2 separate regions of the Homo sapiens genome follow, and region 2 is linked to region 1. Evidence: chromatin contacts called from ENCODE Hi-C or POLR2A ChIA-PET data. All regions are on one chromosome and are shown on one strand. The core of a region is the stretch at or near the end of the contact, and the rest is flanking DNA. Distances in the headings are between cores, read along the strand shown.

Region 1 (6,472 bases), core at 2,619-5,118:
AACAGAAAGTGACATCCTCCCCTGATTTTCACCAAGTTGGCTTTTGATTACCAATAGAGAACAAATGAACATCATTCTCTTCAAAAGCAGTTTGTAGGGGAAGGTTATCAATCTTCATAACAATAAAAGCATTTGTTTTGTGAGATTGATGAAAGATTTTGTAAGCAGTTTTGTCACCATGGGGTAAAAATGATCGGTTTCATGGGAATTATATCTGTTGAGCTTATAAAATCTTACTCATTTTTGCACAGGAAGTCCCACTTATATGTTGCTAAAATAATAAAGTTTGTAGATAGGAAATTGAGTAAATTGTGAGTTTGGCCATGGCTGAAATGGAATTAGGGTATTAAATCGTGTGGTTTCAATCCTACCATATTTATTCATTTCCAAACAGTTTGGGGGATTATTTGTTGACAGTCACATAATTAATTATTGGCTGTTATAGTGGCATGCGTTTCCTTGACAAACAAGAGTTTAGTTTAATTCAGAGAGTTAAATCTGCTTTAATATCCAGACACTTGTGGCTGTAGGGTCTCTTTTGGAGACTGAATTACTTAATAATTGGCTCTTGACTTTTTGCAACTGTAATGTCCTCGAAGTATATAATAGCTCCAAACAGTAAGCTTGGGTCCCCAGTACTTGATTTTTAACTGGGTCTACGAGGCAGTCAAGAAGGAGGTGCTGAGGAGAGCCACATCACACACTCAAGGAACCGTTGTGATTCTCCCATCTTGCCCACCCCATGGAAAGAAGGGTCCTCCCTTTTTCGTCTCACTGCTTGAGGTAATGACACCAATTCTATAGTCTAGGATAGACAAAGACTCCCAGAGAAAACAGAAAGAAATAAATGAAACACTTTCTGAAATTTTTCCTCCTGAAATAATATTTTGTTTGTACTTAAAAAAAAGAGAGATGATAACTTATTGCTAAACCTTTAGTGTGTCTACATGGGAGAAGTGACTCAGCAGGTCTTGGGCCAAACTGCGTATTTGTTTAACTTCAATCTCAGGAGAGCCAAGGAGTAAAACCATGGCACTATCTTTGTTGCAACAAAGACTTCTTGCTTGATGAGCATTCTTGGCAAGGGAGCCTTCATATTTTAAAAGGCTGTAACTGTTTATGGCTATCAGCTTATCACTCTAAAACCAAAGGAGGCCTGAGGACAAAGAGTGAGCCAGAGGGGATGTTAAGGGAGGGAGGGTTCTCCAGGAAGCAGAGTCCTAGGCAGTCTGCAGTCTGGACCCATCACACTGCAGAACTGGGCAGGGTGACCAGGCATCTGCAGCTTTCTTGTCTCTGAGCAAGTGAGAGTGCTGGTCCTTGTACACCAGCATCAGAAATGAGAGCAGACAATGGAGGAGGGTGAATGCAAGGGGTGCTCAGGAAGAAGCACAAGCAACACCCTACAGGGGTTGAAGGGAGACCATTTTCTGGGTGGGAATAAGTAGAGATTTATGAAAGAGCCGATATTCACACGTGGCCACAGGATTTTGACAGAGTGGTGGCAGGACCTCCAGGTGGAAGGAACCAGTGAGCCAAGGTGTTGAGTCCTTAGGCAGAGATGATGTCACCCAATATGTATTTTGTAGCAAAATACATATTTGTCCTTTTTGCTTAATGTATGCTGAGTCATTTAACCCTCACAGCGACTCTTACCCCCGCTTCCTTTATTCTCACTCTTCTCCTCTTTTCCCTCTCAAGATCATCTCCTCTCTTCTTCCCTTCCTGTTGGGAAGTCAAGTGGACGGGGTGGATGGGGAGGAAGGAACTGAACAACTCTACGTGGAATGTTCGGGGAAGGACTCTCTGAGGTGGAAATGTTTAAACTCAAACCTGAAGGGTGAGAAAGAACAAGCCAAGCGTGTGGATTGGGAGACAGAGCATATTGCACTTGGGGAGCAGAGAGCCACTGGGGGAGTGAGTGCACGTGGTGAGGTCAGAGAGGGCCAGGGCATCTTGTAGGCCATATGAGGATTCTCCCAAACTGTCTGGGGGTCCCTGGCTTCATGCTGAAAGGGAAGACAAAACCCAGGCAAGTCCCAGGCTGAGAAGGGCAGAGTCAGAAGACAGAGGGCGAAGCTGCCCCTCAGGGGCTGGATGGGGGCTGATGGGTGCCCTTGGAGCTGCCCCTTTCAGGGGTCAGAACTTCCACAGAAGAATTTGGGGGTGGGATACAACTCAGCCCACAGCCATGTCAAATTGATTGGCATTGGTCATCTGCCTTCTTCAGTTGCTTTTATTTTTCTCTTCTGGAGAGCCAAGAGCCTGAAAGGTAGAATTGAGAGCCTAGAGAATCGAGCCCACGACACAGTGAGGATAATTCCTTAAACTTAATTGCATCTCCCAGATGGATTGAAACTGCCTGAACTGGTGCCCCCCATTTTCCCCTTTTGGAACCAGAATGTCTATAATGGCTCTCCTACACTTATACCATCATTGAATTTGGTGGTCAGATTACTTGTTTTCTAGTTTTACAGGGCCACAGATAGACAGGGTCTGTGGCTCAGGGTGTATCATAGCAGAGCCTCACCTGACTGCTCAAGGCGACTGAAATGATGAGATTTTGGACTTGAAGTGGGTGTTCTAATGGAGTGAGATCTTTGTTGTCATGAGACAGGATAGATGCATTTTGCAGATGAGAGAGAGGAATGTGGTCAGAGGGTAAACTATAGCAGACAAAATTTTTGCCTCCCCCATTTTAGACCTGCCTTTTAATGGACTTGCTTAGTCATTGGGGTTAACTATGAGCAAACACAGTCCCCAGTACAGCAGAACAGAGAAACAACAATGTACCAGGTTAGATCAGAGCAAAGGAATGTTTGAAAACTGGAAACATCTCATATTTAGAAAACAAGAAGTGGGCAAGAAACCAGAGTGTCTGGGGAGCCTATAAGTGCATATGAAAAAGTATGGGCCCACGTTGGGCATGGTGGCGCATGCCTATAATCCCAGGAGGCTGAGGTGGGAGATCGGGTGAATCCAGGATTTCAAGGCTTAAGTGAGCTCTGATTGTGCCACTGCACTCCAGCCTGGATGACAGAGTGAGACCCTGCCTCAAAAAAAAAAAAAAATAAAGGCACAAATGGAAGGTGTTTGTATCAACAGGGCCAGGGCCATGGGCTCTTGGAGTGCCAAGTGTCTCAGACGCAGCATCAATCGTCAGCAGTAGTTGTGGTTCCTCCTTCTGCGTGGTCACCTGTGGAGGGCCTGCAGTGAGTGTGCATGTGTGTGTGTGCATGTGTACGGGGCATAACACTGGTGGCAAAACATCAGGGAAAATCTGGGGCTTCTGTGTTCAAGAAATTAGTTTTATTGTAATTGTACAGAGATAAAATCCCTACTTTCACAGAGTATTCTTACGCACTACTTTCTTTTCTTGGAAATTTTGGGGGGAAAGACTAACAATACATGTTTCTTAGCCGTGGCCTTTCCTAATTTCCAAGAGCTGAATCTCATCCTGCTAAGGTCTCCCTGAAACCAGACTGCTCTGCACCCTCCTCCGCACTCCTCCCCACGGCATGACAGTTACTGCCCATCTTCTGAGATAACTTCAAGGCAACTATGGCAGCTTGTTTTATTTTCTCTTCCTGCAACTCTCTCTGATTCTCTCTTTCAGCATTTAAGGATTGTCTTACTCTAATCAGCAACTCCACCAGGAACCTTTTGTGTTTTTTCGCTCTGTTTCTCCCCCACTATTTGGGGCCAGAGCCCTCTGAGCCTCACATAATGAAATTCAGGTCGCTGTGCAGAAAATATTGAGCACAGAGAAACAAACCCCAGGAGGCAAACTCTGAGGCCGGAAGGTAGAATTAGGAGCAGCCAAAAAGGACAGCAGGCGAGTTCAACCGGATGCATGATCATTTCCTGTTCTTAAAATTCCCTTTAATATCCCCAGCCCAGCCCGCTGAGTCGGTGAGAAGCTGGGGAGGAAGAGCCCTGGCTGGGGTCAGGGGCCCAGGCTGCAGGCCCAGCTGGTGGCTCGCTAGTGAGGCCCTGGGGAGACCTCTCAGGCCTGTCTTCAAGTCAGTAAGGAGGGGCCAGTCCTGCAGCTCTACCCTCAGAGCATGGGTGGTGGTGGTGGGGTGTGTGTGTGTGTGTAAGGCAGGTCTGGCTCCAAGCATCAGGAAGTGAGAACTGGGGAGAGATGTCTTTTGTGGGGTTCACACCCTCCCCAGCCGGGTTCTCCCACTCTCCTGGAAGGAACGGGCAGCTAACACCTCAGAGCTCCTGGAACAGGCAGGGGATGCCCACCTCCTTATCTCAGGGAGTAACCTGTGCACAGTCCTGGGAACAGGCACGGTCATCTTAGTGATAGTGACAGTGTGGCCTGGCCTGCAGCAGTGAGTTCTGCACACTTCATTGCGGGGAAGCTGGATGGTAGAAAGTGGAGACATTCAACCAAGATGACGCAGTTGTTTGCAGCCACATGTAGAATTGACGCCTGTCTGAAAACCTCCCCACCATTTGGCCACGATCAGTGCTGACCCTCACTCTGTCCCTGGGCTGTGGCTGACACACACAGGGTCACTGCCAATTGCTCAGGGCTCCTGTCTCTCAATACATGTATTTTCACAAAAAGGACACTCACTAAAGTGATGTCGAGAGCCATCTTGAAGAGGAAGAATAAAAGACAAATAGGCTGGGCGTGGTGGCTCACGCCTGTAATCCCAGCACTTTGGGAGGTTGAGGCGGGCAGATCACGAGGTCAGGAGATTGAGACCATCCTGGCCAACATGGTGAAATGCTGTCTCTACTAAAAATACAAAAAATTAGCTGGGTGTGGTGGCAGGCACCTGTAGTCCCAGCTACTTGGGAGGCTGAGGCAGGAGAATTGCTTGAACCTGGGAAGCAGAGCTTGCAGTGAGCAGAGATTGCAGCACTGCACTCCAGCCTGGGCGACAGAGTGAGACTCTGTCTCAAAAAAAAAAAAAAAAAGACCAATAGTGGAACAGTGGAGTAGAACATGGGTAAAGGGAAGTCCTAACCTGTGCCTCTTAATATCTGGTGTCACTGAGAATATTCATCCTCAGGCTTCTTTTGAACCTATCTCCTTGGCCACATGGAATAGATAAATGAGAGATCAGAGGCTTCTGCTGGACTATGAGTCCACCCCTCTCCCAGGCTTGCTCCCTCCAGCCCTGGGCCTGGATGCCAAGTTCCCTGGGGACATGGATGCCACCCACCAGGATGGGACCATTGGGAGTTTCCTCCAAGAGGGTGGAATATGACCATTGTTCCTGACATTGCTCACTTTAATTAGTCCACTAGATGCTCCAATCCTTGAAGGAAACCATGTTTCATCTCCAGTTTACACACAAGGAACCTGAGGCTTAGAGAGCTCTGACTTTAGGAAGTTACAGGTAAACTTTAGAGCCCACGTTCCCTAACTTTGAGCCCATGGACTCCTCATTTGGAGTTCTCAGGCATAGGGTGGAGAGAGGTGTAGACAAAACCCCAGGGTCATGCTTGATCTGCTGTGCAACATGTTCAGCTGCTCCTGGATAAGTGCAAGGTGTTTATTTATTTATTTATTTTTGAGATGGAGTCTCTCCCTGTCGCCCAGGCTGGAGTGCAGTGGCGTGATCTCGGCTCACTGCAAGCTCCGCCTCCCAGGTTCAAGCAATTCTCCTGCCTCAGCCTCCGTATGAGTAGCTGGGACTACAGGCGCCCACCACCACGCCCGGCTAATTTTTTGCATTTTTAGTAGAGACAGGGTTTCACCGTGTTAGCCAGGATGGTCTCGATCTCCTGACCTCGTGATCCACCCGCCTCGGCCTCCCAAAGTGCTGGGATTACAGGCGTGAGCCACCGCGCCCGGCTGCAAGGTGTTTATTAAAAGGATTCCTGCCTATTAACGAAGACTTATTTTTCACACTTTTATTTCAAAACTTGTTTTTGTCCTTTTTATGTTTCCTAATTGTTAAGAAGTGGCTTTATTTCTCAATTTGAGACATCTTTCTCAACCACAGTGTTTCTTTTTGATATTGATAATTAACTTTTTTTGGCCTGTATTTAATGTTGGAAGGCAAATACTATGTCCCAAACTACACTTTAGAAAATGACGATGGTAAACTTCATCTTTTCACATTTATTGATTACCCAATTATCACTTGGATGCTGCTTTACAGCTCAGATCTTATAATTTCACTTACTCCTCATAAGGACCTCATCAGTGGCTATTATTATTATTATTATTTCCATGAGGGCTCAAGAGCTGATAAGTAATTTGTCCCAAAACCATAGAGCTGGCCCCTAAGCCCAGAATTACAGGCCTGTGTCCATCTCATTCAGCCAGTGTCCCCAAGAACAACCTGCATCTGTCTGCATCAGAACCACCAGAGGTGCTGACTAAAGAATGACGCATATTTACCACTCTACCTGCCTCAGCTACAAAGGACCACCACTCCTATAACTTCAGATCTCCAGGGAGGGGGTTGGAGGAGGCTTTTTAAAAACCTTCACCTCATTTATT
Region 2 (6,472 bases), core at 2,937-5,436, 44 kb before region 1:
TTGAACACCTGCTCAGGTGTAGGCATAGAATTTTTCTAACACATCCCTCACTTTTATGATGGTTATAGTTAATACTGTGGGGAAAGTAGAGAATAAACAAGTCAACCAATATATGCTTATAATCTTACGGGAATCCCCAAACAAGCTCTAAAATGTAGAGAAGACAAATTCACATTTCCTTACATTCAATGCTAAGATCCAAAATGCTCTGGAAACTAAAAAGTTGGTCATATCTCATTTGGTGGCAAAACCAAACTGAGAAGACTTTAGGATGGTTACAGTCTCTTTTTAGCCCATTAAGTTACTATTTACACTACTCAATAAAAATAGTCAGTATTCTTGTTTTGTGGTGCTGCCTCAGACCCAGCTGGAGGTATATATAAATTACATCACCCCTTTGAAATCTGACAATGTCTGAATCCCTAACAAATCCACAAGGATTGCATATAAGAGATCATGGACCTGTTCTGTCTCTGTTTCACAAATGAGTTAAAAAAGAAACAAAGGTTAAATAACTTCTTCATATTTACACAGCCACACTAGGCTACTGCACCAAGCTGTCTCTTAAGTAGGATATCCAACATCAAGTAAAGTAGCTCATATATCCATCCACCTGTCCATATGTCCATCCATCCACCCACCAACTCACCAACCCATCCATCCATCCATCCACCCATGCATCTACCCATCCATGCATCCATCCATCCATCCATCCATCCACCCACCTGTCCATTCATCCATCTACTCATCCATCCACCCATCCTTCCACCTATCCATGCATCCATCCATCCATCCATCCATCCATCCATCTATCCATCCATCCACCTGTTCATTCATCCATCCACTCATCCACCCACCCATCCTTCCACCTATCCATGCATCTATTCATCCATCCATCCATCCATCCACGCATCCATCTACATCTACCCATTCATCCATCCACTCATTCAGCCACCCATCCATCCACCCATCCTTCCACCCATCCATGCATCAATTCATCCATCCATCCATCTACCCATCCACCTGTCCATTCATCCATCCACCCATCCATTTACTCATCCTTCCACCCATTCATGCATCCATTCATGCATCCATCCACCAATCCATCCACCCATTCATCAATCCACTCATCCATCAACCTATCCATCCACCCATCCATCTATCCATCAACCTGTCCATTCAGCCATCCACCCATCCTTCCACCCATCCATGCATCCATTCATCCATCCATCTGTCCACCCATCCATCCACCCATTCATCCATCCACTCATCCATCCAACCACCCATCCACCCATCCATCTACCCATCCACCTGTCCATTCATCCATCCACCCATCATCCACCCATCCTTCCACCCATCCATTCATCCATCCATCCATCCATCCATCCATCCATCCATCCATCCACCTACCCATCCACCCGTCCATCCATCCATTCATCCATCCACCCATTCATCCATCCACTCATCCATCCACCTATCAATCCACCCATCCATGCATCCATCCGTCTACCTATCCATGTATTTATGGATGAGTATCCATTCATCCATCTATCTATCCACCCACCCATTTGTTTGTCCAAAACATTTACTTGAGACTCTGTTATGGTTCAGACTGTTGAGGTAATGGTTCAAAGTTACTGGAAAAGTGGTGAAAACTCCTTTTTTAAAAAGTAGGAGCTGCAGAAAGCATTCTTCCATAGATGCTACTCAAGGGCTCTGGGAACTGAAGGAATGATTGTTTGTTTGTTTGTTTATTTACTTCAAGACAGTCTCGCTCTGTCGCCCAGGCTGGAGTGCAGTGGTGTGATCTCAGTTCACTGTAACCTCCGCCTCCTGGGTTCAAGCAATTCTCGTGCCTCAGTCTCCCGTGTAGCTGGGATTACAGGCACTCGCCATTATGCCTGGCTAATTTTTTTGTATTTTTAGTAGAGATGGGGTTTCACCATGTTGGCCAGGCTGGTCTCAAACTCTTGGCCTCAGGTGATCCACCCACCTTGGCCTCCCAAAGTGCTGGGATTACAGACATGAGCCACTGAGCCCAGCCTGAAGGAATGATTTAATACTGAGCTGCATCCTGGCTGTATCCGGTATTGATCAACAGAGTTCTTCCAGCTCTCTTACCATTTACTCAAGGGCAAGGACCACATCTCATCTCCTGTGTCCTTTATATTATCCTTACGGGGCCTATTTTAGTGTTTGGAGACTGTGGTCTCTCAAAAAACAACTGGGAGGAATCGAATGATTAATTTTCTATGTGCTGTAGGAGGCAGAAGGATAAAAACAGGGCAGTACAAATGCATTTCAGACGGCAGCCTCCAAAGGAATTGCAGAATTATTTTCTGAAAAACAGAATAAAGAAAGCATGCCTTCAAATGTCATTAGAGAAAACTACTCTCCAAGGGAGAGGAAAGGCTATGGGAAAGCAAAATAGAAAAGCAGTACAACTAAGTGCATATTCTTGCAATTGTGGGGAGGCCTGTGGGGGAAGGTATATGTAAGAGTCACAGAGGAAACAACACACTCAAGAGGTTATAACATCACAACAGAAGTGCTTCACAGGCTCAGAGCCAAGAAACACATCCCTAAGTTCATGGAGGGAACAGTAGATGAGGACATTCAGTGTGGAGAAATTGAGGGCAAGGGTAAAGTTGCATTCCACGACAGAGAACAGAATGACATCTACTCTGGAGAGCTGGGCACAGGATCCAGTTGCCTGGGAAGTACCCGCACCATTTCTGGGAATTTGGCTGAATCAGATGCGGAGACCTGGAGCTGAAACTTCCCACAGCTGTTGCCTGGAATGGAGTGGCGAGCTTTGGATTTGAATAACTCCATGGATTTAACCTGCAGGTTCTGGAGAAGACCAGGACATTTTGCAAAAGCATAACGCAAACCACTCTTGAAGGAAATGACTCAGACAAATGAAGTCTTTGCTCCAATGCTGGTATCTTGTCCATTTTTGACTCTTGACCAGGGGCTCACCCATAGATCTGGTGCTGGGACATGCCCTGCTTCCACATTGAGGTCTCTTGCCCATGTTGGACCCTATGTTCACCCTGGAGCCCCACCTGCCACCTGGTCTTGGCTTAGCATCTTTGTCTTGGGACAGCACGTCCCACGTCCTGAGCTATGAACAGGAAGGAACCCTGAATCTCAGGATGAGATTGTTAACTTTAAAACTATTTTTTTTTACATGAGAACCTCTCCTTTTCCCACAAGAAAATCTAGTGCCCAACCCCAATCCTTAAAACAGATAAAAGTAGAGGCTTTTGGGTGGAGGCTAAGCAGTGGTGAGATGGAAGGGGGTTAGCAGAATGAAACCCATGCCCCTCAGCTTTCCAGGCCCTGGGACCTGAAGATACAGTAATGTGGTAGGTTACTATTTTAATGAATTACATGGAATTTTCATTGAGAAAATCATCAAGGGTATACTTGTATACACATACACAGTTTTGATATGTATATTTTCTGTATTCTGCATTATGCTTCCATAAAAGATGGAAATACTTCACCAATGAAAAGATAATAAGGAAAGAGCCAGATCCTAAGTATGCATTATCTAGTTGAATAAAATTAGAACTTAGATTTTCCATATCACATTTCAGATGACATGCTGTTTAGAGAAATTAGAATCACAAAGTTGAATCTAATCCTTGTATGTGTTGCCTATCAGTTTCTGAAAAAGATTATTTTAAAAATCATATAATGTTTCTCTGGATTCTGTAGTGATTCCAAGGAAATTAAAATGAACTTTAGAGAACCCTTTAACCCCCTCTCCCCAAGAATAGTTCTTGAAAGGATTGCTTAAGAATTCACCACCACTGCTCCCCACTCTCATCTTTAATTCATTTTTCGTGATTGTGGGGGAAGAAATGGAGCTTTAGGGATGGGGCAAGGGATGAAAGAACCAGAAACCCAAAGCCAGAACTAGGCTTTACTTTCATGTGACTGCACCAGATTACTCAGGAAGAGGGGGAAGCTCAGTTTTCAAACAGACATGCTCACTCTGCAGAGGTTGAAGTGGGGAGGTGTTAGAGATCCCAGGAAGCAGGGGGTGCCCGGGATTACTCAGTGTTCCCTGAGGGTGAAGACATTTCACAAAGTGGGGTTGCTTTAACAACCTTTCTTCCCTTCCTTTCCCAATTTTACAAACCATCTGTTGCTGTCTGGGACACATCGACCCTGTTCAAAGCGCGGCTGTCCCAGGGGAGCAGGCCTTGTAACAGTGGGCATGCCTTGTCATGGGTGTCGTCAGCTCGTTACTGATGGTGTATGTTTGCCAAAAGAACTTGCTTTTTCTGCTAGTATTGCCAAGTTTTATTGGAAACATGTGGGTCCTATGTCTTTTGGAGAAAACAGAATCTCCACTGTGCCAAGAATTTTACATGCATAATCTCATATATGTCTCACAAATTCCTAGGAATGGCTATGATTGTCCTCTGTGAAAGGACAAGGTTTGGAGACATGAAGTTGCCTGAGATCACACAGTGAGTAGGCGGTGGAGGCAGGATTCCTACTCAGACAGCCTTAATTAAAATTCTGGGACTCTTAATGATTTCACTAGCCATGCAAATGAAATACTTTAGTGTGGCAGGAGGAAAGAAACTATATACCACTCTAATTAGTCACTGGAATGTGTAGTTAATGTAGGCAATGACCTCATTCATTTGTAAGCGTTTGATGGGAGGAAAGTTCCACTAATAAAATATAGTTTTAAAAAATGAGATTGAAGACTTCATTAGGAAAACATATTAACTTATTTCCTTGGAATTAGAATACATGTAATGCTTTATCTCAGTTACGTAAGCAGAACAAAAAATTAATAGGCAGTAAAGATCCAAAAAGGTGAAAACAGAAAAATAAAAACTCCCATTAAAGCAGTATAAGTAATTGATAGACAACCAGGGGTTTATTTTTCTTTTGTAGAAGTAAACAGCCTCAGATCTCTCTTCTCCTGCTTGCTTATTCTGTACAGACATTTCCTTTCAGGACTGTGAAGATGTCATGCCATTATCTTCTGTTTTTACTGTTTCTGCTGGGAAATCAGCTGTGTATATGTCTTACTGTTGCCCCTTTGAAGTTAATATGCCCTTTAAATTTTTTCTGGATGCTCTAAAGGTTTTTATCACTGTTGTTGATTTCCAGCATTTTACCATGATGTTCTCTAGGTATGGTTTTCTTTGTATTTACCCTGCTTGTGGTTCACTGAACCTCTTGCTTCTATGGGTTTCATGATATTTGAGAAATCTTCAAATATTGTTTCCACCATAATCTCTTTCTCCTTCCCTTGTAGCACTTCAATTGTATATATATTAAACTACTTCATCATGTCACATTTGTTTCTTATATACTTTTTTGGTATTTTATACCCTTTTAAATTCTCTATTCTTTATTCTGGATTTTTCTATTGGCCAATCTTTCAGTTTCCTAATCTTTTATTTGACTGTGACTAATCTGCTGTTAAATCTATCTATTCAGCTCTTAATTTCAGTTATCGCATTTTTCAGTTCTAGAATTTTCATTTGGTTTATTGATTTGAGTTTTCTGCTGAATTCACATTTGTCTTCTAATTTCTTGAATATATGAATCTTAGTTATTTAAAAATCTATTTTTGATCATTCTCATATCGGGATCTGTTTCTATTACCTATTTTTTTTTTCTTTTGGTCCTACTTTCTTGTATGCCTGGAAAGTTTTCATTGCATAGTAGATATTGTATATAGGAAACTGTAGAAGCTCTATCTCTGCTGTCTAGTAGAGTAGCTGTAGGTGGCGATTGAACACTTGCAATGTGGGTTGCTTTTGTGTCAGGTACCCACTGGTTCATATCAATGTGCTCCTCTTTCCTTGAGACATTGGCCAAGTTCTAGCTACCAGGTGTCTTCAGACAGATCCTTTGGCATTTTGTCCAACTTTCCAATCGGGCATCAGCAGGATCAGGCTGCTACAAACCAGACCCTTGGAGCCAGAAGTGGGCTTCCATGGCCATCTCCTGCACTACTTCCTCCCTCATAAATACTAATCTACTTGCTTTTCCTCTTCTCTGTTTATCACTTGGATTCAAAAAAATCTACTAGAATATGTCCTCCATGGAGAAGTTTTCCAAAGTGAGACTGGACTGCCCTGTATTCCTCTGAAGGTGAAGCTGCTTAAACAGAACCTGACCAGTCAGGTCCCCAAAGAGGATCAGGCTTGGACTCTGCTGGGAAAAAATATAGGAATTCCGACATCAGCAGCTGCACTCTTGACTTTTGTTACACTTGCTTTAAAAACTTAGAAGCGATAATAGTAGCTGGGTGGTGCATACTTGTAATCCTATCTACTCAAGAGGCTGAGGCAGGAGGATTGTTTGAGCCCAGGAGTTTGAGACCCAACTGGGCAACATAGCAAGATCTCGTTTCTATTTAAAAGATTAATTTTTAAAAAGTAAAGAAAAAGATATTTTGAGGCTAACCTCCAGATCACCTCTTATG

What was found. A loop is a pair of places that touch in the nucleus more often than their neighbours do. ChIA-PET counts read pairs that join two places held with the same protein, here RNA polymerase II (POLR2A). Pooled maps may share reads with other maps.
Region 2: a map of endothelial cell of umbilical vein shows a loop between it and region 1 (4-fold over the local background). The contact joins two enhancer-like sites. A Hi-C loop is called at or near these places in 10 of 168 maps with a recorded cell type or tissue (A673, G401, IMR-90 and 7 more) and 6 of 50 pooled maps. POLR2A ChIA-PET finds 5 or more read pairs at or near these places in 2 of 52 experiments (AG04450 and Panc1).

The regions. Positions count from the first base shown.
Region 1 is chr9:88,774,168-88,780,639 of GRCh38, forward strand. No RefSeq gene overlaps it. Among named protein-coding and RNA genes, the nearest start is that of MIR4289, 31 kb to the left of the region's middle. RefSeq lists a silencer at 3,915-4,154. Within about 2 kb of position 3,869, at least 12 of the 41 ENCODE cell types and tissues checked have a DNase peak (open chromatin) inside an H3K27ac peak, as active enhancers do; they include A673 and endothelial cell of umbilical vein, where a contact is called at or near this core.
Region 2 is chr9:88,729,690-88,736,161 of GRCh38, forward strand. No RefSeq gene overlaps it. Among named protein-coding and RNA genes, the nearest start is that of MIR4289, 13 kb to the right of the region's middle. Within about 2 kb of position 4,187, at least 8 of the 41 ENCODE cell types and tissues checked have a DNase peak (open chromatin) inside an H3K27ac peak, as active enhancers do; they include A673 and endothelial cell of umbilical vein, where a contact is called at or near this core.